2 separate regions of the Homo sapiens genome follow, and region 2 is linked to region 1. A link is an interaction called in ENCODE POLR2A ChIA-PET data of the cell type or tissue named here. Cell type or tissue: MCF 10A. All regions are shown on one strand. Each heading gives the region's core, and the rest is flanking DNA. Links, peaks and the distances in the headings are about the cores only.

What was found. ChIA-PET counts read pairs that join two places held together with the same protein. Peaks named below come from ENCODE experiments on the same cell type or tissue, not always from the same donor. Only the 100,000 strongest peaks of a DNase experiment are listed, where the experiment ranks them.
Region 2: POLR2A ChIA-PET joins it to region 1 with 5 read pairs; 2 of 35 experiments call an interaction of 5 or more read pairs at or near these places.

The regions. Positions count from the first base shown.
Region 1 is chr9:121,344,805-121,360,971 of GRCh38, forward strand. STOM (stomatin) reads right to left here. Exons shown (of 7, transcript NM_004099.6): 2 at 11,249-11,352; 3 at 9,797-9,869; 4 at 8,416-8,498; 5 at 4,316-4,519; 6 at 3,211-3,345. Among named protein-coding and RNA genes, the nearest start is that of STOM, 17 kb to the right of the region's middle. RefSeq lists an enhancer at 9,199-9,418. In MCF 10A, for the core only: no CTCF peak of the experiment used is centred there; a DNase peak (open chromatin) is centred at 6,637.
Region 2 is chr9:121,528,759-121,544,925 of GRCh38, forward strand. LOC107987016 (a long non-coding RNA gene) reads right to left here. Exons shown (of 2, transcript XR_001746560.2): 2 at 1-1,161. Among named protein-coding and RNA genes, the nearest start is that of GGTA1, 37 kb to the left of the region's middle. In MCF 10A, for the core only: a CTCF peak has its summit at 9,661; no DNase peak of the experiment used is centred there.

The sequences.
Region 1 (16,167 bases), core at 2,012-10,011:
GAGCCCAAAAGCATGTGCCAGGTGTTTTTCTGAGAGTTATGAAAAGGAAATAAAAGCTGATGCAAACACAAAAGATATTACATTTCAGGCCACTAAGAGCTGGTCTAAACACTTTAAAAACCAAACCTAACATACAGAGAAACACGTAGGAGAATCTGTCCTCTTCTGTGACCGGCTTCTTTCACTCAAATTATGTGTGTGAGCACTTACATTCATTCTCTTTGCTATGTAGTATGCCTACATGTGAATAAACCAGACTTCATTCATTCAGCTAGGAATGGACATTTGGGTATTCTACAGTTTGGGTCAATGTGCTGCTGTGAACATTCTAGTACATGCCTTTTGGTAAACATATGAGTGCATTTCTGTTAGATTCATACTTAGGAGTTGGAGCTGCTGGCTCATAGGGTATACAAATGTTCAGTATGAATAGACATTGCCAGACTGTTTTCCACAGTGGTTGTATTAAGTTACACTGCCACCAGCAGAATATGAGAGTTCTAGTTCCTCTCTCACCCACACTTGGTTCTTTTCCGTTCTTTTCAGGCCATTCTGATAGCTGTCTAGTGTGACATCCGCTTATAATGTGAATTTGCATTTCCCCGATGGCTAATTAGCCTAAGGAATTTTTCTATAAAGTCTCTTAATCTTTAGATTATTCCACTCTATCTCACCTTTCCTGTGCAATTTATTTGTTGAAGAAACTGTGACCCCCCTATTTTCCATGAGAATTTCAATACAATAAGCCTATGGTTGTTGCAGGGTTACTGTATTTTACAGAAGGGCTAGGCTCATTGTGATTCTATGTGTGAACTCCAAGACAGTCACTGCCCAGGTTCATGAGACTGCTTCTAGACTAACCCTACAGCCCCGTCCAAGTGGGAGCATGGCAATTCAGAATTCTAAGCGGTTTCTTCTATCTTTTCTTACTGTTATAAAGGGAAGATAGAAATTTTCTTTCCAAACTCTTAAGAATGCTATGGAAGAGGCTCATAGCCCATCCTGGGAAGTCAGTACTAGAGGAGGCAATGAGGAGCAGAGGGGAATTCTAATTTCCACTGCTACTAATCAACTGTGCGACCTTGCGGACGTCACTTAACTTTTCAGAGCTTCAATTTTTCCTTTGAATAGTGGGATGGCAAACAAGTTTCATTTTTTTTTAAGTTTTTATTATTATTAATTTTTTATTTAATTTAATTTTTTTGAGAAGAAGTCTTGCTCTGTCGCCTGGGCTGAAGTGCAGTGGCGCAATCTCAGCTCACTGCAACCTCCACCTCCAGGGTTCAAGCAATTCTCCTTCTCAGCCTCCCCAGTAGCTGGGATTACAGGCGCCTACCACCACACCAGGCTACTCTTTGTATTTTTAGTAAGGACGGGGTTTCACCATGGTGGCCAGGCTGGTCTTGAACTCCTCACCTCAGGTGATCCACCCACCTCAGCCTCCCAAAGTGCTGGGATTACAGACGTGAGCCACTGTGCTTGGCCTCAAGTTTTGTTTTTTAGAGCTAACTCTAAGCAGTTGAGGGTTGTTACCCAGAGTGCTATAGAAGGGTTCTGAGGCCAAGTCTAAGCTCAGAGGAAAACAGTGCTGTGGTTAATTACTAGCATGGGAATAGCAGGATGGAGTGCTAGCATCTGGGCTAAGTGTTTGCCACCTATGGAAGATAATCTCTGAGGATCCTTTGGGCTCTGACATTCTACGTAGTATATGTATGGTACATTCTACTATTCAATCTGGTTTGGAAATGAGGCTTTTGCCTAATAACATATTCTAGTTAAAAGCAATTCCTAATTTTCAAAATAAGGAGATGATAGGGCACATTTAATAACATCGTAAACATAATTTAATCTTCTAAACGTAACAGTTTTGAAAGAAAGCACTAGAGGGTTCTGTAGTACTACCAGGTTATCATCACAAAGCAACAATCATCATACCAGGAAAACCTAAACATTTTGGTTAATGCAAAATTCTGAAGTCGCATGTCAAATGAGCTACTATCCTATTTGATGCTGGCTAAGAAATTATAGTGACCAGTTTGTGGCTTAAAGGGCATCCTAAGAAAAGAACAGCGTTCTGTGGTCAGCCAGTGATGACCAGCTACTACTATTTTCTAACAACAAATTGGTTTGCTCCTTGTGTCTTGGGAGATTTGTCAAGTCCACAGCAACTCCTCCTATGAAAACTGCTCTTCTTCTTCAGCCCATTCACAGGCATAGGGCTGTGGAACCATATTATTATGCTATCTTTGCACTTTGACCAAAGTTGGACCAAAAAGACTGTCTCTTCTGTGAATGTGGAATTAGGGCTGGTCTGTGTTCTTTAGTGTTCACCTGGCAGACATCTAAACCTGGGAGCTAGACATTCTCCACCACAAGCTATCTACAGTGAGATGTGGCACAGGAAAGGGAATGACTAGTTCCCTGAACTGCCTTCTGGTTCCAATTTTGGTGAGACTTGCCCCTACTTCCTACCTTTGGGTTTGGTGAGATATCCCTGAAATTTTACACATTATCATCTTTAAAGATACTCTTTTCTAGGTTAGGTTAACAAATATTTCCTCAGTGCCTCCCAGAGGGGCCATGCCACCCATGCAGGGTTAAGACATAGGCAGATGATGATGAAAAGAAGGAAGAAAAAAGGCAGATGTCAAAGTAAGAGAATATAAACAAGAGGAAAAGAGAGAATGAGGAATAGGAAACAGTAAAAGGGAAAAAGAGCCTGAGAAAAGAAACAGAACAAAAAAGAAGCCAAAAATAAGTAAGAGATGGGTGGTATGGATGGAATGATGACCCACTTGCTCCGAAGTTGGAACTGTTAATTTGACCTTAATATGGAATCGGGAGAATAAGTATGGTACACACAGTCATAAAAGAATGAGGTAACTCTACATGTACTGATACGTCCATAGATATTAATATTAAATGAAAAAAGCAGAGCGCAGAACAACATGTGCAGTATAACCCTACTTTTGTAAAACAAACAAGCCAGTAATCCAAAAACCTGGTCAAATAAAATCCAAATACACTCAACTGTTAGGAGTGGTGACCTCTGGGGGAATATGATTTGAAGTTACGGGGAGGGTTTTCACTTCTAACTTTACCACTTCAAGATTATTTCAAGTTTTTACAGCAAGCATGTTTTACGTTTTTTTATAATTATTAATAAAAGAGAAAACTCAGTAAGAAAAACAAGTTTAAAAAAAAAGTTACCTTGGCGCGGGCCTCGCGGGACGCTTCTGCTTCTGCAGCCATAGCTCTCTGGAGCTGCACAGGTAGTTTCACATCCTTAATTTCCACACGCTCCACCTTTATTCCCCAGGCATCAGTGGCATCATCCAGAGTAGACTGTTAGGAAGAGAGAAGGCAAGCTAAATCTCCTCAGCCCAGCCCAGATGCTGACAGAGGCTGTATTCATTGGGATTTGGAGGAGATAAGGTGCTGGGGAGAGTTGTGGAGAGACAGTTACCCCACGGTGGAACGAATGGTGACGCAGGGGCTGGCTCACTGATCCTGATTCTGTTGCTAACAAGCTAATGCAGGGGTTAGCAGCTTCTTCTAAAAGGGCCATATAGTGATTGTTTATTTGTAGTCTCTGTCTCAACTATTTAACCCAGCTGTTGTAGTCAAAAGCAGCCATGGATAATATATAAATAAATGGCTGTGGCTATACTCCAGTCAAACTTTACTTACAAAAACTACAGCCTGTAGGCTACAGTTTGCCAACTCCTGAGCTAATGTGACTCTGTGTAAGTCATATTACTCCTTTGTGCTTCAACTTCCTCCCTTTAGAATGTCAGGAATGAAACCACACATCTATTTCATAGGTTGTTGTGCATATCAAATACAATCATAGATTTTACCCACGATGAAGTCTATACAAATAATAAGAATCCAGAGTTATAGCACTTTATCTTTTTTGAATAAGCTATGCTTAACTGAATATCTGTTACTCAAGAAAGACTGGAAAGCACAACAGTTATAATTCATGGGACTCACACACAGAATAAAGCTTTAGGAATACCTACACTATCTTGCAGAATAGCCTCTGTTCTAAACAAAAAGGTTATTACTGATTCTGGAAAAAAATACACACTGAAGAAAATTTTAAAAAAATGTACGCATGAGTGTTATGAACTCATGAACTGCTAATGTGAAAAATGTCCCCTCCTGCCAAATTTGAAAAATTTTACTATGAAGAAAAAAAAACGGTCACAGACCCCCACAACTTGAATTAATAAAAGGTTCTCAAACAACCATTGACTCTTTGCTTCATTTTTCAGCTTCTGGGGGGTAACAGCATTGACGTACTCCCCACCTGCATGTTGTGTGCAATTTCTTCTCTGTCAGAGAGGATCTGAGAAAGATTCTTGGTGCCCAGAACATTCCTCAGAGTAGTTTGTGCCAAAAGACGGGTTGCTGAGTCAGCGTTGGTGATATTTGCCACAGCCAGGGTTGCATTCTGAACGCGGTAATAGACCACACCATCCACGCTAATTGTCACTGAATCCTTTGTGAGGATCTACAAGATGAAGGAAGCAATTTTACATCTGTCAACGACTTTTTTTTAACATAACTGTAAGGAATGTTATTCTACAGAATATCTTATAACACTAGCTGATTTTCTTTAGTAAGGCATCAGAAAGTTAATTATATCTTTTAAAATTTAATAAAATAAATTATTCAAGTCCATTAATTCATTCAATCATACAAATAATATTGAGATATCACTCAACAGCAGGCACTGTACTAGGTACCAGGGATTAAGGTAGGAAAAAAACTTGGTTCCTCCTTTGAAGGAGGTTAGGGAATCAAAGGAAACTCTTAGGGGCAGCTGTGGGTGGCAGGGGTGATACCTGAATTGAATCTTGAAGAAAGGAATACAATTTTTCTGAGGGTGTTGGGTGGAGTGGAAGAATATTCAAGAGAGAGGCACTAGAGAGTCAAGGTTTGATAAACTACAAGTTCCACAATATTACTGGAACAAAAAGTGCATGGGGAATGTTTTTAAAGGGCAAGGTCAGCATCAAAACATATTTTACAGCATGCTACATAAAAATGCTAAACATGACATATTTTTGTTTTAAGCTAAGAAGTTATCTGAGTGAGAGGCTCCAGGAAAATAGTTACATCCATCACTTAAAACTCACTGGGACTCAGTTTTCTCATTTGTAAAGTAGAGATTAATTATAGTACCTACTTTGCATTCTTGCTAGAATTAATGCGTTAAATACATTCAAGTGCTCAGAAAAGTTCCTGGCACGTAAGAGCTGTCTTATTATTTCATCTTGGATAATGGTGGTAACTTTACTGAATAAAACACTGACTTGATTAACTGTAATAAGTTAATTTAGATAATAATAAACAAGCCAGCTGGGCATGATGGCATACACCTGTAGTTTCAGCCACTCAGGAGGCTGAGGCAGGAAGATTGCTCCAGCCTGGGAATTCCAGCCTCTCTCACTAACAACATCAGGCTGGCACCTTTCTACTGATCATTTAAATGTCCTTCTCTCTGTGAAACTTTCTTGGCTTACTTGGCAGAGTTAAGCACTCTTCCCTTGCACATCCACTGCACCTTACTGTAGTGACATTATTTATTCACATTTCTACTTCTCTCTTAGACTATGAATTTCTTCAGGGCAATTCTTTGTAACTCTAACACTGGCAGAGTGCTTGAAACATAGCGGGTAGTCAATAAATGAGAGAGGAGCTGAACTGAAATGTGGTCCTGAGAACAGTGACCGATGAGGAACACAGCAGTGAGAGTTAGGAGACCTGAACTGAGTCCCATCTCTGCCTTCAGGTCCCTGGATGGCCTCTAGCAAGGTTTTTAACCCATTTGACCAACAGATTCCTCATTTGTGAGATGGCGCTAATAATACTGCCTAATTCTATCCAAATTTCTGTGAAGATCAAATAAGAACATACTTGTGAATGAAGCCCTTTTGAAAGAGTAAACAGCTATGAAAATGGAAGGTAATAATAACAATGTTGTAACATGGCTGTTTAGCCCTGCCAGACATCAAAGCAGTGATCCTTTTTTAGTAATCTCAAAATACTTCTAACATGGAAGAGAAGTGGAGGATTTATAAATAAATGTACAGTGTATTACCATCTTGTATGAAAACTAATTATTTCCCATGACATGATGGGAAAATGTGTGTCATTCCCAAATTCTTGCCACTTTGACTTTGCCACAGCTTCTTTCTAAAGCTACAGCTTCTCTGCCTACTGTTTATCATCGGCAAGGGTTTATCTCCCTTCACAGAAACTTCACAGGGGATCAGAAAAAGGATTGCTGCCAAGTTCCAATCTGCTTTGCATTCAGCAGCTTGCAGAATAGGAGAGGGCCACTGGAAAGCAGAAGCTTAAACAGCAACTCTGCCAGATGTCTGTAATGTTTATAGTGGAAAATGCCAGAATGTCCAGCTACCCTGAAGGGCTCCTTCTGAGACTCAATCTTCCTTAGACGATGGGAAAACACACAGAGAATACAGTGATACTCTCAGTCTTGTTCTTATGAGTAAAATGTGGGCAAAATGATTCCTGGCATCACTAACTTTGGGTGGATTATAAAGTCTGACCCCACCCACTTCTTGGATCAGTACCAACAAGGAAGTTCCTAAGCTGGTTTCTGGTATTTGTGACATGAGAAGGCAACATGGCCAGGCTCCATCACCATGCTGAGTATCTGGCCTTTGGCCAGGAAACACTGACAGCATTCTTCTGTCCTTCCCCCTTCATGATGTTTTCAGGTTTTCTGTATGCAACGGTTATTAAGTCTCCTAAGGACATGGTTCCCAGGATGGCCATCACTTTTTCGGGGGCTATGAGGGAGCTCATGTACAATGCATTTAGCATGGAGCTGTGGAAAAAACAGCACTATACAAAGAATCCGAAGAGCTCAATTTTAGTCTTGGCTCTGCCACTGTAATCTGGAGGAATTCCTTTGTTTCACTGCAACTATATACTTTCTAGGGATTCTGCCATGAGTTTCATCTATGATAATACTTGTGAAGTAGTTTGAAAAGGCACAAAATAATCACTAGTATAAAATATTATGTTTTATCTAAAATGCCCAACAAGCAGTTTCTAATTCTTTGGTTTCTAACCAATTTATCTAGAATAAAACCTTAAGAAAAAAAATAATGAACTAATAGGGTTTTCTATCAGAAACCCATAGAAGAGAAATGTGGTAGTAAAAATGTTGATAGTAATAACAATGATGATATTATTATACTTACATTAGCATTACACTATGTTTTGTAATAATCATTCCTCGGTATCTGTGGGAGATTGATTCTAGGACCCTCAGAGGATACCAAAATCCAAGGATGCTCAAGTCTCTTATATACAGTGGCACAATATTTGCATATAACTTATGCACATCCTCCTTTATACATTAAATCCTTTCTGAAGTACTTATAATACTTAACACAATGTAAATACTACATAAATAGTTGCTATACTACACCGTTTTTAAAAATTTGTATTATTGTATCATTGTCAATTGCTTTTTTCCCTAAATATTTTTGATCCATGGAGCCAACCGTATAATCTATGTACATTTTCCTGTACACTTTAAATCATCTCTAGATTACTTCTATTATCCAATACAATACCTACACATCACTTTATTCATGTGGATTCAATGCCATGCTTGATGCATGGCAAATTCAAGTTTTGCTTTTTGGAACTTTGTGGAGTTTTTTCCTAATATTTTCAGTCTGCGGTTGGCTGAATCCCTGTATGCAAAACCCATGCATGCAAAGGGCCAACTGTAATAGTAACAGTAAGAACTTATATAGCACTTACTATTTGTCAGCCATTGCTCTAAGCACTTGGCACATATATCTCACTTCTCAGAACCACCTTATACAGTAGTTCTTACTATTACAAATGTCTATTTTCTGGATGAGGAAACTGAGGCACAGAAAAGTTAAAGAACTTGCTTAAGGTCACTGAGCTAGAAATGCTGAAGGCAGTCAAGGTCTAAAGCCTGTGCTCTGGCAGGGAACGGTGGCTCATGCCTGTAATCCCAGCACTTTAGGAGGCCAGAACGGATCACCTGAGGTCAGGAGTTCGAGACCAGCCTGGCCAACATGGCAAAATCCCGTGTCTACTAAAAATACAAAAAAATTAGCCGGGCGTGGTGGCGCACATCTATAGTCTCAGCTACTCGGGAGGCTGAGGCACGAGAATCACTTGAACCCAGGCGGCGGAGGTTGCAGTGAGCTGAGATCACACTACTGCACTTCAGCCTGGGTGACAGAGCAAGATTCCAATTAAAACAAACAAACAAACAAACAAAAATTTAAAATAAATAAATAAATAAAGCCTACACTCTAACTATTCTGTCCCTCATTGTAAAGCACTTTCACATATGATACCTCAGTTATTCAAAGAAAACCTTACCTCCTGAGGAGGAATATCAAATGAAATAGTTCTCATGTCCACTTTGATGAAGCTGTCAGTGCATGGCAGAATAAAAAACAAACCTGCAACAAAGATACACACATTATACAGACACCAGCAACCTAATCAGTTCACTTCTCCATTCAGTTTTAAGAAAATCAACCTAGTGAACTGAAAAGTCACCAGTTCATCTTCGTGAATGAGCCAGAAGCCAGGAATGATAACTTTGATTCCTCTTGCTTACTTCCCACATTTGACTGTCTCCACTAAGGTCTGTGGAGTTCATTTCCTTAATCTACTGTTGCTATCACTCTTCTCCCCACCGCCCCACTGGGACCAATGCAATCGTTTCCCAGGCCATCTTTCTATTTTTTGTAGTTTCTCTCCTATAATCTATTTCCTAAGCTGCAAGCCGAGCAATCCCCCCTAAAATACAAACCCTCCCCCACGCATGGTCCTGCATAACCCGCCTTTGTTCCCCTCTTCAGCCACTTCCTCTCTCTTCACACCCTGCACTCTTGCTGGACTGATCTACTTGCAGTTTCTTGAATCTGCAATACTCTCCTCTTTGTTGCTTTGTGTATGTTGCTATTTCCGCCGCAAACACCTCCTGTTGGTTAACACCTTTTCAGACCTCAAGACTCAGTCAAGATGTAACTTCCAGAAAGCCTTGACTCAGCCTACGACTAGTTCAGATCAGTAACACTTCTCTGGTTTTCTCTTTTCTCACAGCTCTCTGTGAGTACTTGATCATAATACTTATCACATAGGATTGTAGCTATCTGTTTCCTTGTTGGTTCCTACCACTAGATAGGAAGATCCTTGAGGGTAGGGACTGTGTTTTAGTCTCCCTTGAATTCCCAGAACCTGGAACACAGTAGGAGCTTAATTGAAGTTTGCCAAATGAATGACTGAAAGTCTTTCTTTGGTAGAGATTCTCATGCTCAAACTTGTATAGCTGTACTGTTCTTGGCCTAGGTGGTAATCTTATCAGCTCAAATGGGAAGGGGAGGGGAAGGGTAGGAAGGAAAGGGTAACAAAAGATTGGCTAGAACCACTGCTATTGTTATACAACTCCTGCTACATGAACTCTTATCTAAGACAGAGTAGAAGAGGCCCTCATAAGGGAAATCACGTCAATAAAAAAATTTTAGACTGGGCACGGTGGCTCACGTCTGTAATCCTAGTGCTTTGGGAAGCTGGGGTGGGATGATTGCTTGAGGTCAGGAGTTCAAGGCTGCAGTGAGACATGAGCATGCCACTGTACTCCAGCCTGGGCGACGGAATGAAACCCTGTCTTTAAAAAAACAACTACCTAAAAATAAAAAAAATAAAAAGAACTTTAGTTTTCAGATAAACAATCTAGAATCCCAGTACTGACCAGGTCCTTTGGCTCCTCCTTGTAAAATGCGACCCAATCTAAAGATGATGGCTCTTTCATACTCTTTTATAATCTAGAATAAAAACATGAATAATAATTTAACATGAAGAGTACAAATATATACATGCATGGCTTCTTAAATATATATTTCTGCTCTAAACAGATTAGATGCCTCATCTTTTTTCTTTAGAACCAGATCATATCTATAAATCACATGTCCAATGTTTACCTTCTCAAAGCTTATTTATTATTTTCTTACTGATTACAAAAGCAATAGATATTCACTGTATAAATTTAGGAAGGACAGAATAGTATACAGAAACAAATCCATAACCTCACTCCTCAGCTGTTAACATTGTTATTCAGTTACTCATGCAGGCCAGGCACGGTGGCTCACGCCTGTAATTTCAGCATTTTGGAAGGCCGAGGTGGGCAGATCACGGAGGTTAGGAGTTCAAGACCAGCCTGGCCAACATGGTGAAACCCTGTTTCTACTAAAAATACAAAAATTATCCGGGTATGGTGGTGGGTGCCTATAATCCAAGCTACAAGGGAGGATGAGACAGGAGAATCACTTGAACCGAGATCGCACCACTGCACTCCAGCCTGGGCCACAAGGTGACTCCGTCTCAAAAAAAAAAAAAAAAAAATAATAATAATAATAATAATCCCAGCTACACGGGAGGCTGAGGCAGAAGAATCGCTTGAACCTGGGAGGCGGAGGTTGCAGTGAGCCGAGATCGCGCCACTGCACTCCAGCCTGGGCGACAGAGCAAGGCTCTGGCTCAAAAAAAAAAAAAAAAATTACTCATGCATTGTTAATTCAGAAACACAAAAAGCTGAAGTCTTCACAGTTTTTCTTCTGATTCCCTTAAGAATAAATTGATCTGAAAATGCTTGGAGCATATTTTATCTTCTTAGAAATATGTAAATAATAGTCATATATCAAAGTATTAACAACTTTGTAGAAAAAATAACGAGCACTGAGGGTATTTATGACGTGCCAGGCATTGTGATAAGTACATTTAGACACATAATTCATTTAATCCTCGCAACACTCCTATGAAGTAGGTACTGTTACTTTCTCCCATTTTACAGGTGAGGAAACAGCAAAGGTCACACAATAAACAGTAAAGCCAGCAGTCAAACCCTATCATCCTAACTCTGAAGAACTTGTTCTCTCAGAACCATCTCACATCCCTGGCCCCAGGAAATTTTTGATGGTGAAACTTACTTTAGCCCACGGGGAAGGGCAATGGCTGAAAAGAAGTTTTAAGGTTCCATTTTAATAGGTGGGTAGAAGAATAAATTTTCCAAAGAAAGATGAAGAAATAAGAATTATAAGAGAGAGAGACAGTCTGTTTCTTTCTCACATACACACAGGCACACACGAAGTAGGTTTATGGAGGTAGGAGTTGACCCCTTCCCAGAAGTGAATGAAATGTTCTTTACCTTTATGCACATCCATATTGAGATTGGGAAAGTTATAACGGTGAATAAGAATGAGAACGCCACCAAAATCCATCCGCAAGGTCCAAGGCCCTTACTGGGGCTGTCTGTTGAAAACAAAAAATATACAACTCTCACAACTGTTACTAGCATAATCACCACCATCTTCATCCTTACCATTCGCTGAATACCTATGTGCTTGGCACTACACCAGCTGTTTTACATGAATTTCCCCATCTAATCCTCATACAGCCCTGAAGTGTAAGTACTACTTTCCCTTATCTATGTGATGTCATAACACAAGTATATTTCCACATTACTCATTACTTTATTCAGCAAACATTTATTAAGCATCTACTATTTATTAGGCCCTCTGCTTTGTACTGAAATGATAACAATGAGTAAGACCCAATCCCAGCTTTCAGGGTTAAAGTTTAGTGGGAAAGTCAGACAAACACATAATTATAATATTAGGTGGTAAGTACAGATATAGAGTATCTGTTCAGAATATTTTGAAGACACAGAATGAGTTAACTCACGCAGTTAGGATGGAGGTGAGAAAGGAATGGGGCGGGGAGGTGATTCAGGTGGCTGTCAGAGGGTTTCCTGAAGGATGTAATAGTAAGAAAATATCGACGAAAAGAAAGTGGAGGCTGGGCGTCGTGGCTCACGCCTGTAATCCCAGCACTTTGGGAGGCCGAGACAGGTGGATCACTTGAGGTCAAGAGTTCAAGACCAGCCTGATCAACATGATAAAACCCCGTCTCTACTAAAAATACAAAAATTAGCTAGGCGTTGTGGTGAGTGCCTGTAATCCCAGCTACTGGGAAGGCTGAGGCAGGAGAATTGCATGAACCCAGGAGGTGGAGGTTGCAGTGAGCCAAGATTGTACCACTGCACTCCAGCCTGGGCAACAGAGGAAGAATCTGTCAAAAGAAAAGAAAAGAAAAGAAAAAGGAAAGAGGGAAAAGGCATTAGAGCATTTTAGCTAGGAGTACAGTACGAATAAAGGTGAAAACCATATGATATGAGTATAAAGTTGTTTAGAGCCTCTTTTTAAAAATTACACCTGTAAAATATTTCACTAGGTTTATGCAGCATCATTTATTGCCCACTTCCTGATTACACAGGTTGTTTGATTTCTTAGTGCTATAAACAGTGTTGTAGTGAACATCTTTGTACACGGCTTTCCTCTCACATTTCTAATTGTTTCCTGTTCCTGTAATATGCAACAGCTTTTCCGTCTGATTACAAAGGTAATAATGCAAAAAATTCACAGAAGTATAACAAAGGAGGGAAAAATTACTTTAAATTCAGAGGTATTTTGGTATATTCTTTGAAAATTTTCCTAGTGTACACACCATATTTTTAAATGATATATATATATATATTTATTTATTTATTTTTTGAGACAGAGTCTTGCTCTGTTGCCCAGGCTGGAGTGCAGCAGCACAGTCTCACCTCACTGCAACCTCCACCTCCTGGGATCATGCGATTCTCCCGTCTCAATCTCCTGAGTAGCTGGGATTACAGCCACCTGCCACCACACCCGGCTACTTTTTGTATTTAGTACAGATGGGGTTTCACCATGTTGGCCAGGCTGGCCTCGAACTCCTGACGTCAAGTGATCTGCCCACCATGGCCTTCCAAAGTGCTGGGATTACAGGCATAAGCCACTGCGCCCGGCCTTAAATCATATTTTTAAAAATAAATAAATAAATAAAATGTGTAACCTATTTTTCTTCCCTGTAGCTATTCTCTTTCACCTTCTTTTTTGGCCTTCGTGGTTATGCATTTGTGTTTTTGAAGTTACACTTGCATAAAGTTTAAAAAGTCAAACCATTCTATATGATTAGTACAAAAAAAGGGCATTCCCATGCTCACCTCTTCCAATTTCCTCCTCCTCAAAAACATTTGCTATTTTGACCATTTTGATATCTACCTCCATATTTCTAAATAATACGCTTTGCAGCTGGGTGCAGGGGTCACACCTGTAATCCCAGCACTTTGGGAGGCTGAGGAGGGAGGATCCCTTGAGCCCAGGGGTTTGAGACTAGCTTGGGCAACATAGGGAGACTCTGTCTCTACTTTAAAAAAAAAAAAAATAATAATAATAATATGCTTCTGCCAGGCATGGTGGCTCACGCCTGTAATCCCAGCACTTTGGGAGGCCGAGATGGGAGGATTGCTTGAGCTCAGGAGTTTGAGACCAGCATGGGCAACCTAGTGAGACTCCCATCTCTACTTGAAACTTCTTAAAAAAAATTAGCTGTGTGTGGTGGCACACACCTGTAGTCCCAGCTACTGAGGAGACTGAAATAGGGGGATTGCTTGAGCCTGGGGGTTCGTGGCTGCAGTGAGCTGTGATGTACCCCAGCCTGGACAACAAAGTGAGGAAAGAAAGAAAGAAAGAAAAGGAAGGAAGGAAGGAAGGAAATGCTTGTTTTGTTACTTCTTGCTTTTTCAGTTTTGAGGACTATTAACTTTCTACTACAGAAAAAGATTTAGTTCTCTTTCCTCCCCGTTACCCCCACCACATACTTATACCCAGCTTTCCAATATAATTACATCATAACTTCATTTAGATCAATATGAGATTTTATATTATGAATTTGTAAGTGCAATTTAAAGCTAAGCCAAGTAGTGAGGTATCACTGGTTTTCTCTTCCTGTACTATTTTTGTTTTTTCTGGAATTACTGTCTTATTTTTTCCCTTTGTTCGGTTTTCAACGTACTTATTGATCCAACCTTAAATCAATTGCCTAAATTTCCTCTCAAAGAGGTCAGGTATACTATCAATTTTATCTTCTGGAAGAATTCTCTCTCAGAGCCTTGTGTGGACTTCCTTCATCTGGTGTGCACGGCTATCATTCTGCAATTGCTTTCACTATCATCCTGGGAACTCCCATCACCTCAGTGTTGTGTTCCTATTTTCTGTATCAAGTGTCATCCTCATTTTTAGTTTGCTTTTGCTTTCTGTAGAGGACATAGGGACTGAGAAGGCCAAGGGATATAGTAGGTTTTCTTATCAACCACTTGGAAGGCTTCTGCTGTATTTTCAGGAGCTATTTTAATGACAGAGGGGAGAAAAGGTATGCCAGGCACATGTTACTGCTCAGAAGAAAGGGCAAAATGGCAGTAAGATGGGGCTTGGAATAAATAGGAGGCCAAGAAATAAGCAGAGTGTTCAGGCTGGGAACATGGGAGAAGAGAGACACATGTTGGCACCCAGGTCAAGTGCTCTAAAACATAGGATGAAAAATCAGAAATATAGTGAGTACTTGGGTTGTATGTGACTTGGTAGTTTTCTGATCCTGTGTTATAGTGTGAGGTAAATGTCTTCATGTATACTTAAATAAAATGATCTAAAGTAATCCTGGAGGTTTCTAAGTTATAATTTAGGGGGTACAGACATATTCATTGAGAGAATATTCAAAGCAGGGCCATAGTACTGTTTGTGAAGAAAGCTTTATCTAGTATTACCATGACTGATCATAGCAACAGTGGCTGTTTTGAGGGGTTGTGTATACCCCAGGCATTTTTTAAAGTTACTTTAGACATGTATCTCATTTAACTCTTACAACAGCCCTGTGAGGGTATTTTTAAATCCCTTTTACAAATGAGTTACCTAAAGCAACATTTAACTTTCCCAAAGTCACACAATGGAAGACCTGGGACTCAAATATGGGTCATCTTACTCCAAAGCCCGTGTTCCAAATTCACCCCTCAATAAAAAAAATCCTCATTAAGAATGTTTTCGTGGTTGAGCACTTTCTCAAGACAGTATCCAAACTGAAAAGCATGGCTGGAGTTGTGAGAATGAAATCTGATATTTTTACAGAGGAAGTCCTCTTAATGCCAGCCATGCCTATTTATAGCAAAAGATAGTTTCAAGGCTCTGTGACAGACACAGGTCTAGGTTTCCAGGGTGAAATGAATTCCAAACAAGGACAGACTGACCACAAATACTTATTTATCTGACAGCATTTGGTGCCTTTTCAAATACTGTCCAAGTCTCCCATAACATACTAGAGTAAAAACTCCCTGAGGGCAGGGATGTTGCTTATTCACTTTTATATTCTCAATGTCTAGCACAGTATCCTGCATAGTAGAATAGATATAAAATAAAATACTTCTCAGCAAGTTTTCTAGCTAGATATGTCTTTTTCTTTCCTTTGAATCTCGATAGCATTTTTTGAAAATTATCTTATGGCACTTATATCTTGTCTAATCTTTTATTTTTTATTTATTTTTAATTGACCTTCCAATGTAGGATTTTAATCTTTTATTATTTTTTAATCTAATATTTTAATTTCTTGTGCATTTATATCCCTTATTACACTGAGATTCCCTGAGAACGAGGAGTAACTATGTTTGAATTTCACTTCTGATACTTCTTAGTTGCATGATCTTTACCTCTTTGAACCTTAGTTTCCTTACCGGTGGAAAGTAAAGATTATTAGGCTGGCCTTGTAGAATACAGATAAAATGATCAGTAAATGTAGATGATAGTTTTCTGTAATCCTTCTATTTTACTTAAGTGTTTGTATCTTCATGAAGAAAAATGGGAAAATAGCATTTACCCTTTTTGATCAAAAGCCTCTTAAACAATTTAATTTGCCATTTGCTTCATACCTGCCCCCAGTCTGGCTAGGCTGGGACATTCAAAGACTCTCAAAAAGTTCATTTATGATCTACATGAGGACAAGCCAAAAAGTTCAGCCCAGTTTTTTTTGTGTCAGTTCCCATGTCACATTGTGTTTTTGAGAACCCCAGATGTGTATATGGGATTGCAAATCACCAGGAACAAGGAATTAAGTACACATTTTGAAAACTGGATTTGGTCTTTCACATATCAAATGCTTGGCTAGAAATAATCAGTGTATACACTGGGAAAATGGCACTTTCATATTTTTCTAATG
Region 2 (16,167 bases), core at 4,329-12,328, 190 kb after region 1:
GATTACAGGCATGAGCTACCTGCTGGTAGATCACTTCTGGTTGCTGTTATCTGTAAACTAAGAGGTTTCTGCCCTGGAGGCATTTGCAGTCTGGAGGGGGAGATAGAGGGTAAACCTGTAATCCTGTCTGTAAGTAAATGCTACAAATTGCAAGAGGTGCTGAGAGGTGCCACAAGAAAGTCTCCAGGGGAACCTTGAGGCAGAGAGAGGGTCTTGGCTGGCAGCAGTGACTGCTCAGTGGGTGTCTGCAGAAGGTTCAGGCAGAGAGGAAGGGTGGAGGGGCCAACATTGAGAAGCCAGGAAGCCTCAGACTTTCCAACTCCCTGGCCAGAGCATGGCCCTCTGGCCTTTATATTATCCCTGTTCAGTCATTCTCACCCTTAGCTTCATTTGACAACTCTGCTGCATCCACTTGGGTGGTTGAGTTGGAGCCATTTTCACCAGGCAGATGCTGTCTGGGCTGGATGACTGTCCTCCTCTCTGAATAAAGTTGCTTGGGCCTGGTTGGTGATTCTAGGAGAAGAAACCTACAAACAGTGTTCTGATCACAGGTCCTGCTGCCACCAGCCTCAAGAAAGGTAAGTGATGATCAGAGCCAGAGTCCTGTTTGCTGCTAGATATCCTTGTGTGTGTGAATCACTCTCCTTGATCGCACACCCTGTGTGATAAGCATTATTATCCCCATTTTACAGACAAGAAAACTGAGGCAGCTAGAAAGGGCAGCAATTCAGACTCAAGTGTCCTAACTTTAGGTCTGAGCTCCACCCCCAACACTCCCACCAAGGTCACCAATGCTGACCCAATGTGACAAAGCCATGCGTCCTGTGGCCTCAGCTGCCGGCATCTGTCCCAGATGTACACACAGATGCTGTTGGTGATTTAATGGCAGGCCCATTGGAAATTTGGCTTGGAGCCTCCATTGTCTCTGCATTTTGTAACCTGGTCCTGGGCAGGGGGCTGGCGGTGGAGGCCACTTTTCGTGGGAACTCAGGCAAGGAGGAAGTGTGAATCGTCAGACCGGGACCCAGGCCAGGAGAGTGAGAAGAAAGCTGGGGCCTTTGCCAAGGCCCAGGGCCCTCGGGAGCTTCCAGCTGGATGGGGCCTTGTGGGCTGAGCCAGATGTGAACCAGGAACGGCACAGAGTTGCTGGCGACTCATTGACTGCAGGGGAGAGAGACAATGAGTAAGCTGACATGACGGTCCAGAGGGTGGAGTTGCCATCCAGGCACACAGGGGCCTCCCTTCACCCAGGAGAGCAGCTGATCCATTTTGAGGGAGCAGAGAGGAATCTTAGAGGAGGGACTCCTAGTGTGTCCTGACACCCAAGAGATGAACAAAGATGGACTGGGGGAGAAGGGAGAATGGCCTTTCTGGTGGAGGAAACAGCAGGAATAAAGGGCATATCAATGAGGAAATGTCTAACCCATTTGGGGAGCTTCTTTTTATTTTTTTAATTTTTGAGACAGGGTCTTGTTCTGTCTCCTAGGCTGGAGTGCAATGGCACAATCTTGGCTTACTGCAGCCTCAACCTCCTGGGCTCAGATGATCCTCCTACCTCAGCCTCCTGAGTAGCTGTGACTATAGGCTTGTGCTACCATGCCCGGATTTTTTTTTTTTTTTTTTAAGATGGAGTCTCGGCCGGGCATGGTGGCTCATGCCTGTAATCCCAGCACTTTGGGAGGCTGAGGAGGGCAGATCACGAGGTCAGGAGTTTGAGACCAGCCTGGCCAACATGGGGAAACCCCGTCTCTACTAAAGATACAAAAAAATTAGCTGGGCGTGGTGTTGCACATCTGTAATCCCAGCTACTTGGGAGGCTGGGGCAGGAGAATCACTTGAACCCAGGAGGTAGAGGTTGCAGTGAGCTGAGATCATGCCATTGCACTCCAGCCTGGGCGACAGGGCGAGACTCCATCTTAAAAAAAAAAAAAAATGGAGTGTCACTTTGTCACCCAGGCTAGAGTGCAGTGGCACAGTCTTGGCTCACTGCAACCTCCACCTCTTGAGTTCAAGCGATTCTGCTGCCTCAGCCACCCGAGTAGCTGGGATTATCGGCTCGCACCACCACACTCAGCCAATTTTTGTATTTTTAGTAGAGACAGGGTTTCACCATGTTAGCCAGGCTGGTCTCAAACTCCTGACCTCAAGTGATCCACCTGCCTAAGCCTCCCAAAGTTCTGGGATTACAGATGTGAGCCATCGTGCCCAGCCTAATTTTTTTATTTTTTGTAGATACAGGGTCTCACCATGTTGCCCAGTCTGGTCTCGAACTCCTGGGCTCAAGCAATCCTTCTGCCTCAGCCCCCAAGTGCTGGGATTACAGGCGTGAGCTAACGTGCCCAGCCTAGGGAGTTTCATGTAGTCCAGTCTGTCCCAAATTTTACATGTGGAAAACAATGTGGCAAGTAATAAGTTTGGAGATATGGAAAGAGTGCAGGGAGTGGGAGGCCCCGATGCCAAATACTGCATGGGACGTACTCATACTAAAAAAAAAAAAAAAAAAAAAAAAAGGATTTCGTATTTATCTGAAATTCAAATTTAAGTGGACATCCTCTATCTTTATTTGCTGAATCTGACAACTCCAGCCTAGGGCCAATTTGGACCAAATTCCTAGGTAGTGGAAGTCATCAGAGGCTTTTTATTTTACTTTTTATTATTATTTATTTATTTGTTTGTTTTTTTGAGACTGAGTCTCACTCTGTTGCCCAGGCTGGAGTGCAGTGGCATGATCTCTGCTCCCTGCAACCTCTACCTCGGGGTTCAAGAGATTCTGCTGCCTCAGCCCCCCGAGTAGCTAGGATTACAAGCACCTGCCACCATCCCTGGCTAATTTTTGTACTTTTAGTAGAGATAGGGTTTCATCATGTTGGCCAGGCTGGTCTCAAACTCCTGACCTCAGGTGCTTCACCCACCTCAGCCTCCCAAAGTGCTGGGATTACAGGTGTGAGCCACTGCATTTGGCCCCAGTGGCTTTCAGAAGGGAGGTGACAGGATGAGATTTGCGTCTGAGCAGATGGTCAGCAGCAGGACTGAGGGGCAGGACCCAAGCGGGGGAGACCAGCTGGGAGACTGAGGCTGGGCTGAGAGACAGGCTGTGTGGAGGAAGAGTGGGTGGACTGGTCGGGATTTATTAAAGAGGTAAAGGCAGGCCGGGCGCGGTGGCTCACACCTGTAATCCTAGCACTTTGGGAGGCTGAGTGGGTGGATCACCTGAGGTCGGGAGTTTGAGACCAGCTTGGTCAACAAGTTGAAAACCCATTCTCTACGAAAAATACAAAAATTAGCTGGGCGTGGTGCTGGGCACCTGTAATCCCAGCTACTTGGGAGGCTGAGGCAGGAGAATTGCTTGAACCTGGGAGGCAGAGGTTGCAGTGAGCCGAGATTGCACCACTGCACGCCAGCCTGGGCGACAGAGCAAGACTCTGTCTCAAAAAAAAAAAAAAAAAAAAAGGTAAAGGCAGTGAGTCTTGGCAATTAATTGGGTGTGGAAATAGAAAATGGGCAGTCAAGTTTGACATCCAAGTTTCTGGGCCACTAGACAAATGGTGATAACTATTTTCTTTTTTTTCTTTTTTTCCTTTTTTTTTTTTTTTTTTTTTGAGATGGAGTCTCGCTCTGTCGCCCAGGCTGGAGTGCAGTGGCGCGATCTCAGCTCACTGCAAGCTCTGCCTCCTGGGTTCATGCCATTCTCCTGCCTCAGCCTCCCAAGTAGCTGGGACTACAGGCACCTGCCACCAGGCCTGGCTAATTTTTTGTATTTTTTTTTTAGTAGAGACAGGGTTTCACCATGTTAGCTAGGATGGTCTCGATCTCCTGACCTTGTGCTCCGCCCATCTCAGCCTCCCAAAGTGCTGGGATTACAGGTGTGAGCCACCACACCCGGCCTCTTTTTTCTTTTACTTTTTTTTTTTGAGATGGAGTCTTGCTCTGTCACCCAGGCTGGAGTGCAGTAGCACAATCTTGGCTCACTGCAATCTCTGTCTCCTGAGTTCAAACAATTCTCCTGCCTCAGCCTTTCGAGTAGCTGGGATTACAAGTATGTACCACAATGCCCGCCGAAGTTTTTTGTATTTTTAGTAGAGACGGGGTTTCACCGTGTTGGCTGGGCTGGTCTCGAACTCCTGACCTCAAGCGATCCGCCCACCTTGGCCTCCCAAAGTGCTGGGATTACAGGTGTAAGCCACTGCTCCTGGCTGGTGGTGACCACTTCTGAGCTAGAAGTACAGGAGGAGAGGCAGGTTTGGGAGGAAGGAGAAGCAGGGTCTAGCTTCCGTCGTGTGGATCTGAACAGCCTGAGGCCATCCAAGAAGAGATGTCTGGGGACAGCTGGAGATGTAGGTCTGGAATTCAGGTGAGAGGTCAGAGCTGGAGGTTGACATTTGGAAAAGATCAGCCTTTGGAGTGAAATTGAAACCATGGGAATGGATGAACACACTCAGGGAGAGGGTGCAGGGTGAGAAAGGAAGGGAACCAGAACAGACCCCTGAGAATAGTCATGGTTTCGAAGAAGCAGAAGGAAGAGAAGCCAGCACACTGGAAGCAGAGACAGAGACCAAAGAGGTAGGAGAAAGGCAGGAGGGGTCTTTGGGACAAAATATTCCCCCGGCAGATAAAACAGGAGAGCACTGAAAGAAGGAGAGTGAGTTTGACGGTGTCAAGTGCTACCAAGATATCAAATAATACGGAGAAAAAACATAGTCTATTGGATCCAGCTACTGGGGACCTGATAAGGGAAGTTTCAGCGGAGTGGTGAGGGCAGAGGCCAGATTAGAAGGGTGAGCGGGGAGTGGAGGCAAATCTACTCTGGTCATGAGCCGCTTAAACATGGTGGATTGGCCATAGGCATGCATCTGCTTTCCCTCCTCAGACACCACTAACCTGACAGTAAAGGAATAATCTAAGCTGACCTATGATGACAAAGAAGCTGGGAGAGGAGGCATCTGCCAAGTAAAGATTCCAACCAACCTTTGGAAGATGGCATGCTAACAGAGAAGTACCAAGGTCACCAGTGGTTATGACCCAAAGTGCCCATGGAGGAGACACCAAGGCCAATTTGTCCTGAAACATCCCCGAGAGGTCCAAGTCTTGGAGGGAACAGGGTGCAGCTGGAAGTCTGAACATGGAGGAGTTGTCTCCCAAGCCTTCTCCCTATCCCATGCAGCCAGATGACTAAACCCACAGGCCTAAAAACAGCATTTTCTTCCTGGAGGAATTGAACTCAAAAGGCCCCAGACTTGTTCAGACCAGGCACAGCAGAGAACAAGACTGCAAACGGGGATTAGGGATACGCATTCTGAATGGCAGGATTCCAGACTTTTTTCCTTCACCTGCTCCCAGAATGCCAACAGCCCGGGGTGTCTCCTCCATGCCCTACCCCAAGCAAGAGATTGGAGGACTTTTCTTTCTTTCTTTCTTTTTTCTTTTTGAGACAGAGTTTCACTCTTGTTGCCCAGGCTGGAGTGCAATGGCGCGATCTCGGCTCACCGCAATCTTCGCCTCCTGGGTTCAAGCGATTCTCCTGCTTCAGCCTCCTGAGTGGCTGGGATTACAGGCATGCACCACCACACCCAGCTAATTTTGTATTTTTAGAAGAGACGGGGTTTCTCCATGTTGGTCAGGGTGGTCTCGAACTCCCAACCTCAGGTAATCTGCCCACCTTGGTCTCCCAAAGTGCTGGGATTACAGGCATGAGCCACTGTGCCCAGCCTGAGATTGGAGGACTTTTCTTTTTAAGCTGCTAAGTCCCAAAGAATATGCTTTCTGCTGATGGTATGATGAGAGCTCTGCACACACTTCAATCACCTTTCAGTGAAACCCAACTGTGAGAATCGAGCTTCCAATCACCTTTTTAAAGTTCCTTTCACGTTAGTGTTTTTTAAGAGACAACTAGAATTTCTTTTTTCCTTGTTTGGTTTTTGTTTGTTTGTTTGTTTTAGACAACTAGAATTTCTAAAAAGAATCAAATGAGGCTGGGCGTGGTGGCTCATGCCTATAATCCCAGCACTTTGAGAGGCTGAAGTGGGCGGATCACTTGAGGTCAGGAGTTAGTTGGAGACCAGTCTGGCCAACATGGCGAAAACCTGTCTGTATCAAAAAGAACCCACAAAAATTAGTCAGGCATGGTGGCGGTCGCCTGTAATTCCAGCTACTCAGGAGGCTGAGGCAGGAGAATCACTTGAACCAGGGAGGGAGAGATTGTAGTGAGTCAAGATCGTGTCATCGCACTCCAGCCTGGGTGACAGAACGAGACTCTGTCTCAAAAAAAAAAAAAAAAAAAAAGAAAGAAAGAATCAAATGAATATTCTAAAACTAAAAAATTACATGCTGAAAATAAGCATCCAAGGCCAGGCGTGGTGGCTCATGCCTGTAATCCCAGCACTTTGGGAGGCCGCGGTGGATGGATCACCTGAGGTCGGGAGTTCAAGACCAGCCTGGCCAACATGGTGAAACCTTGTCTCTACAAAAATACAAAAATTAGCCAGGCGTGGTGGCGGGTGCCTGTAATGCCAGCTACTTGGGAGGCTAAGGCGGAAGAACCACTTGAACCTGGGAGGTTGCAGTGAGCCAAGATTGTGCCATTGCACTCCAGCCTGGGCGACAGAGTGAGACTCTGTCTCAAAACAAAACAAAAAAAAAAGAGGAGAGAAAGAAAATAAGCACTCCATAGATGGGTTTCACAGAAGATTGGAAACAAGTAAAGCCAGGACTAGCATACTGAAAGATGGGTGTGATTAAAACTATCCAAACTGAAGCATAGAAAAAAAAAGTAAAAATAAAACATAAAAGAGCATAAGACATAAATACAACACACATGAAAGATCTAACATAATATAAATATGGTTTGAGAAAGAGAAAATTAGGAAGAAGCAATATGTTAAGAGATAAAGACCAAAACTTTTCTGAATCTAACAAAAGACATCATACTATAAATTCAATAAGCTCAGCAAACCCAAAACAAAATATAGACAAACGAGCTACATTAGAGTACATCAGAATAAGATAGTCAGAAACCAAAGGCAACGAGAAAATTTTAAAAGCACCATAGGACAGCCAGGTGCAGTGGCTCACACCTAGGATTACAGAATCCTAGCACTTTGGGAGGCTGAGGCAGGAGGATTGCTTGAGTCCAGGAGTTCAAGACCAGCCAGGGTAACACAGCAAGACCTCATCTCTACTAAAAATTAAAACAATGAGCCAGGCATAGTGGCGTGAGCCTGTGATCCCAGCTACTTGGGAGGCTGAGGTGGGAGGATCGCTTGAGCCTTGGAAGTTGAGGCTGCAGTGAGCTGTGATTGTGCCACTGCACTCCAGCCTTGACAACGGAGAGAGCCCCTGTTTCAAATAGAAGTAAAGTACCACAGGAAAGATGTATTTCCTTGAATATTTACCCTCACCCTCATCCCTAGAAATAGCAGCTGTTATCTACTTTTTTTTGTTTGTTTTTGAGACAGTTTTGCTCTGTCTCCTAGGCTGGAGTGGAATGGCGTGATCTCAGCTCACTGCAACCTCTGCCTCCCAGGTACAAGTTATTCTCATGCCTCAGCCTCCCAAGTAGCTTGGATCACAGGCATCTGCCACCACGCCCGGCTAATTTTTTTTTTTTTTTTTTTAGCAGAGACAGCATTTCACCATGTTGGCCAGGCTGGTCTCGAACTCCTGACCTCAAGTGATCCTCCCACCTCAGCATCCCAAAGTGCTGGGATTACAGGTGTGAGTCACTGCACCCAGCCTTTACTTTGTTATTTTTAAATTCCTTCAAGTCCTCCCTTACCTCCTTAGTGGTTAACTACCATGTTTCCTTTTCTCTTTTTAAAAAATTTTCTTTGAGAGAGTCTCACTCTGTTGCCAGGCTGGAGTGCAGTGGTGTGATCATGGTTCACTGCAGCCAGGACCTCCCGGGCCCAAGCGATCCTCCCACCTCAGTCCCCCAAGTAGCTGGCACTACAAGCATGGACCACCACGCCTGGCTAATTAAAAAAAAATTTTTTTTTTTTTGAGATGGAGTCTTGCTCTGTTGCCCAGGCTGCAGTGCAGTGGCAAGATCTCAGTCCACCTCCCAGGTTCAAGCAATTCTCCTGCCACAGCCTCCCAAGTAGCTGGAACTACAGGCACGCGCCACCATGCCCAGCTAATTTTTGTATTTTCAGTAGAGACAGGGTTTTACTATGTTGGCCAGGCTGGTCTCGAACTCATGACCTTGTGATCCGCCCACCTCAGCCTCCCAAAGTGCTGGGATTATAGGCGTAAGCTACCTCGCCTGGCCAAAAGATAGAAGAATTTTTTTTTTTTTGGTGGAGTCTCACTCTGTTGTCCAGGCTGGAGTGCAATGGCACAATCTCGGCTCACTGCAACCTCTGTCTCCTGGGTTCAAGCGATTCTCCTGCCTCAGCTTCCCGAGTAGCTGGGATTACAGGCGCCTGCCACCACGCCCAACTAATTTTTGAATTTTTAGTAGAGACGAGGTTTCATCATGCTGCCCAGGCTGGTCTTGAACTCCCCACCTCAGGTGATCCTCCCACCTTGGCATCCCAAAGTGCTGGGATTCCAGGCATGAGCCACTGCACTCGGCCAAAAAAAAAAAATGTTTGTTTTGTCAAGTCGAGATCTCCCCATGTTGCACAGTCTGTTCTTGGCTCAAGCGATCCTTCCTCCTTGGCTTCCCAAAGTGCTGGGCTTACAGGCATTAGCCACCACATTTGGCCAAGTCCAAGCTTTCAACCACACCAGCAGATACAAAATAAGGTTTTCAGGTTCTGTCTGCTGTTCTTTCTACGGAGGCTCACTGCTGGGGACAAATTGGGCTCCCGGCAAAGAGCCCCTCCCACTGACTTCCTCTTCTGGGAGAAGAAAAACAAGAAGGGCAATGAAAAGTGGGACAAGCTGCAGCTATTCCTACCATCTCTTCCCACCCACTGAATCTCACCACAGAACAAGCAGCTGCAAGAGAAAAGGACTGGCCTTGTCTCTCAGGGGTCGGTCCTGCAGAGGGTGGGCTCACGATGCCAAGGGAGAAATATGGTGGTAACAGCATGGACCGGACCTGGGTTGGGCTCCAGGCACTGGCTTTTATTTTATTTTATCTCATTTTTTTTGAGATGGAGTTTCGCTCTTGTTGCCCAGGCTGGAGTGCAATGGTGCCATCTCGGCTCACTGCAACCTCCGCCTCCCGGGTTCAAGCAATTCTCCTGCCTCAGCCTCCTGAGTAGCTGGGATTACAGGCATGCGCCACCATGTCCAGCTAATTTTGTATTTTTAGTAGAGACAGGGTTTCTCCATGTTAGTCAGGGTAGTCTCAAACTCCTGACCTCGGGTGATCCGCCCGCCTCGGCCTCCCAAAGTGCTGGGATTACAGTTGTGAGCCACCACACCTGGCCTGATACTGGCCTTTTAAAGGGCAAAGCCATCCAATCCTCCAGGAAAACATGGGGAAGGAGAGTTCCAACATTTCCTGAGCACCTCCATGTCCGGCACTGAGCACATTCCATCTTTTCTCTCTCTCGCTCCTGACATTGACCTAGAAGGCCTGTCTGACATTAATTTGCCCCGGAGGCCTGAGGATGGTGTCAGCCTGCAGACTGCTGCTGTTCCTCAGCTCTCTTCTGCCCTGCTCGCCTCCCTCTATAGTCCTCAAGGCCCATCTGCAACCACTATCCCATCCATACCTGAGGTTGCCCTGGCTCTGACACTTGCATGACATTTGGGAGCTGCTCTAATGCCACCTTCTGGCTGGTACTAGAAAGATGAGGACCTGGCCAGGCACAGTGGCTCACATCTGTAATCCCAGAACTTTGGCAGGCCGAGGGGAGCGGATCACCTGAGGTCGGGAGTTTGAGACCAGCCTGGCCAACATGGTGAAACCCTGTCTCTACAAAAAATGCAAAAATTAGCCAGGCATGATGGCACATGCCTATAATCCCAGCTATTCGGCAGGCTGAGGAAGGAGAATCACTTGAACCCGGGAAGCGGAGTTTGCAGTGAGCCAAGATTGTGCCATTGCACTCCAGCTTGGGTGACAGAGCAAGACTCTGTCTCAAAAAAAAGAATAAAGGAAAAAAAGACGAGGACCCGGTCGTGGCTTCAGCCTCTCTGACCCAGGCCAGAGGGCCCAGCAATCCAGTTGTACATTGTCTGATTGGTTGGTTGATTGGTTGGTTTGCTCCCTGCCTTGCTGCAGAGAGGACCTCAGGCAGCTTCCAAGGATGCGTGATACACAACCAGAGCAGAAAAAAAGAGTAGGGGGAAAACAAGAAAGTAGCACAAGGGTGGGAGCACAGAGGATCCAGGAACAAAGCTAAAGTGCAGAACATAAGGATCTACTGTGGGGGAAACAGACCACAGACTCAGGATTTTTTTTTTTTTTTTTTGAGATGGAGTCTCACTCTGTCACCCCGGCTGGAGTGCAGTGGCCTGATCTCTGCTCACTGCAACCTCCACCTCCCAGGTTCAAGCGATTCTCCTGCCTCAGCCTCCCGAGTAGCTGGGATTACAGGTGCACACCACCACGCCCAGCTAATTTTTGTATTTTTAGTAGAGACGGGGTTTCACCGTGTTGGCCAGGCTGGTCTCGAACTCCTGACCTCAGGTGATCCACCCACCTCGACCTCCCAAAGTGCTGGGATTACAGGCATGAGCCACCATGCCCGGCCAGGATTTTTTTTTTCTAACTTCTTAATTTTATTTTATAAAGAGAAGGGTCTCACTGTGTTGCCCAGGCTGGTCTCAAATTCCTGGCCTCAAGCTGTCCTCCCACCCCAGCCTCCCAAAGAGCTGGGATTATAGGTGTGAGCCACCTGTAATCCTGGCCAACTCAGGTAATTTTGAAGATGGCTTTTATGGTCTACTTGGGCACAAAGGAATGCGGGGAACATCCACCAGCCATGGCTGGGTGACAACTCATGTTCGTTCTCAGCCTATCAGTTTTACACGTTCTCTTTATAAATGATTTCACACACACACACGCACACACATACATACACTCACCACCTCCTTCTGGAGCTCATGTTGAGATGTACAGGGGAGGGAGACCCTTGTAACACAGATTTGAAAAATAATTCAGATATGCATCTTGAAAACAAGGAGAGGCCAGGCGCAGTGGCTCATGCCGATAATCCCAGCACTTTGGGAGGCTGAGGCAGGAGGATCACCTGAGCCCAGGAATTTGAGACCAGCCTGGGCAACATAGTGAGACCTTGTCTCTACAAAAATTTAAAAAGTTAGCTGGGTGCAATGGTGTGTGCCTGTAGTCCCAGCGACTTGGGAGGCTGAGGCGGGAGGATCACTTGAACCTGGGAAGTCAAGGCTGCAGTGACCTGTGACCAGGCCACTGCATTCCAGCCTGGGCAACGGAGTGAGAGCTTGTCTCAAAACACAAAACAAAACAAACAGAGAGAGTTTCAGTAAACAAAATAAAGTATTTGTGTGAAAAAAGATTCAGATACACATTTGAAAAGAAAGTATTCTTTTGGAAGACAAAGGGAATATGATTCTGAAGGAGTGAAACATGAAGGATATTTCTATTGGTTGAGCTTGTAACTTTTGGGCCATGTGGCATGATGTTCTTTTGCTATGAGGGGCTGTATTCCCTCATCACTATACTTTTGCCACACATTGACTTTAAGCTTCCTAGCAAGTGGTGTGAAAAGGGAAATGTGGCCACTTACACAATGTCCAAAGTCTAGGAAGGATGACAAACCAATTGCTTAGGAGAAGCAGGACGCTGGTACTGAGATAGGAATAAGGTGCCCCTGGGCCCAATGGAGGGTTCCAGGGGAAGATGACAGAGCGGAGGGTGAAGAATGCCCTCGGTGACAGCCTTCCCATCACGCCAATCCAAAGACAGTACACCGCTTCCAAGGAGGCCAAGACCATGTGGGCTGCATGGCCCACTCTCTGCTGGCCTAGCCTTTCCCCTGGAGGTGTTTAGACTATCAAGATACAGACCCTATCTCTACAAAAACAACAATTATAATTAGCAGGCGTGGTGACACACACCTGTATTCCCAGCTAATTGGGAGGCTGAGGTGGGAGGATTGCTTCAGCCCGGGAGGTTAAGGCTGCAGTAAGCCATGATCATACCACTGCACTCCAGCCTGGGTGACAGAGTGAGATCCTGTCTAAAAAACAAACAAAACCCCCCCATACACAAAAAACTATCAAGAGGGTTGGTTCCCCTTCAGAGGACTTGATTTTTTGATTTATGGGACTCTGTGAGTACTTTGAGTTTGTGGTCCCTGTGGAAGCCTGGGAACTGAGTCTTTCTCTTAAGCCCCGAGCTGTCTGGAAAGGTACAGTCTCATTCATCTGCCTTCCAGCATCACTAGCTCCAGGGCTCCTCCCTGGAATGGAGGCCTCTGTCACCCTGCCTGGGTGGTCCTGCTATCAGGACACTGTACCAGGCTCCGGTGAGGGTCTCAGCCCCATAACCACCGAGTCACTGTCTCAGGCTCTTGGTTCCTTCCAGGCTGTGGTGAGGTCCCTCTGTTTTGGTTTGGCTGAGGTGGTTGAAATGAACAGGACTGCTCTGACCAGCTCACAGAAGGGGAAGTGGATGGCACGAGCACAGGTAGGGCAGCCAGGGAGCAGAGATTCTCTCAACACCCCCAAATCTCCAAATCAGGGTGCCTTGGGATGCAAATGGCAAAAATCCCAAGCTAACCTCGAGCAAAAGAAGGAAGAGGAGGAGGTATTGGCTTATCTGGCTTCAGGTACTGCTGGATCCAGCACTCCATCTTGCTTCCCTCATCTGCCTCCTCCCTGCTCATTCAACCTCTGGCTCAATCCCACCCTCTCAGCTGCCAGTGAGCAGTTTTTCTCTTCTTATCAGTTCTAACCATGGTCCCAGCCAGACACAAGTCTCACTGAGCCAGATGAGGTACCCGGCCCTTCTCTGAACCAATCACCACAGCCAGGGGGAAAGAATTACACTGATTGCCTAGGTCTGTGTCTCCACCCACTTCTAGGCAACTCAATCCCCTAGACTAAGGTTTTAGGAGTTCCTTAGGGAAAATGGACATCCAGAAGAGAGGCTGATAGGCAGAGACAGATCCATCCTTTCTATCCAGGAAGCCCAATACCGCTGGGCTCCCAGAGCCAGGGAGCTGGTGGGGGGCTGAGGTGGGCCCTGCAGGGCTATGGCATTCTGCTTCTCTCCTGTGCCTTTCCTCTCCTTTCTTTGGTGGCCCTTCTATTTCCCCTCCTAGTCCCTAGTCTGCCAATATGGAGACCCAAGCCACCCCAGGGCCAGGTGACACAAGCTCATGGAATCAGTCCATCTGGGTTTGAATCTTGGCTCTGTGTTTCTTAGCTGAGGGACTTGGGACACTTCACTTCATCCATCTGAATCTCATTGTCCTCCCCTGTGAAGTGGGCCAGGACAGGGCCACCCTCGTGGGTGGTGGCTGCCAGAGCTTCATGAGATAAGGCATTAAGAACACTTAGCAGAAGCTGCTGTGGAAAACAGTCTGGCGGCTCCTCAAAAAGTTAAACATAGAATTACCATATGATCCAGCAATTCCACTCTTGGCTATAGACCCAAAATAATTGAAAGCAGGGACTCAAACAGATGTCTGCACACCATCATTCATAGCAGCATTAGTTACAACAGCGAGAAGGTGGAAATAACTCAAGGTCACCAACAGATGAATGGATAAACACGATGTGCTAATGTTGACAGGGCTCAGGGCAGGATACCCCCGATACGGCATCTTGGCTTTTTTTTTTTTTTTTTTTGAGAAGGAGTCTCGCTTTGTCACCCAGGCTGGAGTGCAATGGCATGATCTTGGCTCATTGCAACCTCCGCCTCCCCAGTTCAAGTGATTCTCCTGCCTCAGCCTCCCGAGAAGCTGGAATTACAGGTGGCCGCCACCATGCCCAGCTAATTTTTTGTATTTTTAGTAGAAACGGGGTTTCACCATATTGCCTAGATTGGTCTCAAACTCCTGACCTTGTGATCCACCTGCCTCGGGCTCCCAAAGTGCTGGGATCACAGGCGTAAGCCACTGCGCCAGGCCCATCTGGGCATATTGACTATTTCAAGCTGAAGGAATTTGAGAAATGGCATGTTCAGGAAAGACTTTCTGACCTTCCCCTGTCAGGTCATAAAACCCACTTGTGAGAGGTGCCCTCTCTCTACCCAGAGGAAAGGAGCCTCCTAAACTCTGAAGATGAAAGGATGTCAAGAGGAATCTGAATGAACAGGCCTCAGTAAATTTCCCCTAGCTGATTACACTCAGCTCTTTGTCTATCCCATTCTTCCGTGACTTTCTGCTTTGTCGAACCTACCATAAAACCAGCCTGGGCAACACAGTGAGACCCCCATCTCTACAAAAACACAAAAATTAGCTGAGTGTGGTGGCACGCACCTGTAGTCCCAGCCACTCAGGAGGCTGAGGTGGGAGGATCACTTGAGCCCAGAAATTCAAGGCTGTGGTGAACCATGAGTGCGCTACTGCACTCCAGCAGACAACAGAGCAAGACTCTGTCCCAAAAACAAAAAATAAAAAACCTAGCATAAAAACAGTCAGGTTTAATGGCTTCTTTGCGTCTTCATTTCTTTATGAAAGCTCCTGTATTACATAGAACTTACATAAAACTCATCTGAAATAAATTTATATGCTTTTCTCTCTTTTTTTTTTGAGATGGAGTCTTGCTCTGTTGACCATGCTGGAGTGCAGTGGCGCAATCTCGGCTCACTGCAACCATTGCCTCACGGGTTCAAGCAATTCTCCTGCCTCAGCCTCCCAAACAGCTGGGACTATAGGCACAAACACACCACCATGCCTGGCTAATTTTGTATTTTTAGTAGAGACAGGGTTTCACCATGTTGGCCAGGCTGGTCTCAAACTCCTGACCTTGTGATCCGCTCGCCTTGGCCTCCCAAAGTGCTGAGATTACAGGTGTAAGCCACTGCACCTGGCCCTGTTTTTTTGGGACAGGGTCTTGTTCTGTCACCCAGGCTGGAGTGCAGTGGTGTGATCTCGGCTCACTGCAGCTTCTGCCTCCTGGGTTCAAGAAATTCTCCTGCCTCAGCCTCCTGAGTAGCCGAGACTACAGGTGCCCGCCACCACACCCGGCTAATTTTTTATATTTTTGGTAGAGACAGGGTTTCACCATGTTGGCCAGGCTGGTCTCGAACTCCTGACCTCAAGTGATCACCCTGCCTTGGCCTCCCAAAGTGCTGGGATTACAGGCATAAGCCACTGTGCCCGGCCAGTCTCTCATCTTTAATATATATATACACAAACACACACACACACACACACACACACACACACACACACACACACACAGACATATAAATTCGTCAGGGTTCTCCAGAAAGACAGAACTAGTAGGATACGTGTGTGTGTGTGTGTGTGTGTGTGTGTGTGTGTGTGTGTATACATATATATATATATATATATGAGTTTATTAGAAAGATAAACTTTCAGTTTAAAAATCAGGAAAGTCCTGGGCAAGGCGGAGTGCTTGGTCACCTGGCCTGCTGCTCAACTCTCTTGGTTTCCCAGTTCCACAACTCAGCAGGATATTGGTTTGGTTCAGCTCATTTTTCCTAGCCAAGCCACTCAGGTCACTAACAGACCTGCAAGGGTGTCCTTGGGGCAGGGGCTGACCCCTGGTAGGGGGCCTAGGGTCACGTGGTGGGGCATCCCTTTGAAAGGCCTGTGGGTGAAGCAGAAGCAGAATGGCTTCAGGGTAAGACCCCACCTGGGAAGGTTGGTGGCCACTGACCTCAAAGCTAGCACTTTGGAAAGCAGCCCAGTGGTGAGAGCAGGGGGACATCAGGCTTTCAATCTGCCCAGCTCAAGCCTGTGTTCCTCAGCCAGGTGCACCTGCCTGTGATCCCATTTACTTTGGAGGCTGAGGCAGGAGGATCACTTGAGGCCAGTTAGAGACCAGCCTGGGCAACATGGGGACACCCTGTCTCTACAAAAATTTTTGTAAAAATTATCTGAGAATGGTGGTGCATACCTGTAGTCCCTACTACTGGGGAGGCTGAGGTGGGAGGATGATATGATCCCAGGAGTTTGAGGCTGCAGTGAGCTGCTACACTCCAGTGTGGGGGACAGAGCAAGAGCCTGTTAAAAAAAAAAAAAAAAGGCCAGGTGTGGTGGCTCACGCCTATAATCCCAGCACTGGGAAGCTGAGGCCAGCGGATCACTTGAGGCC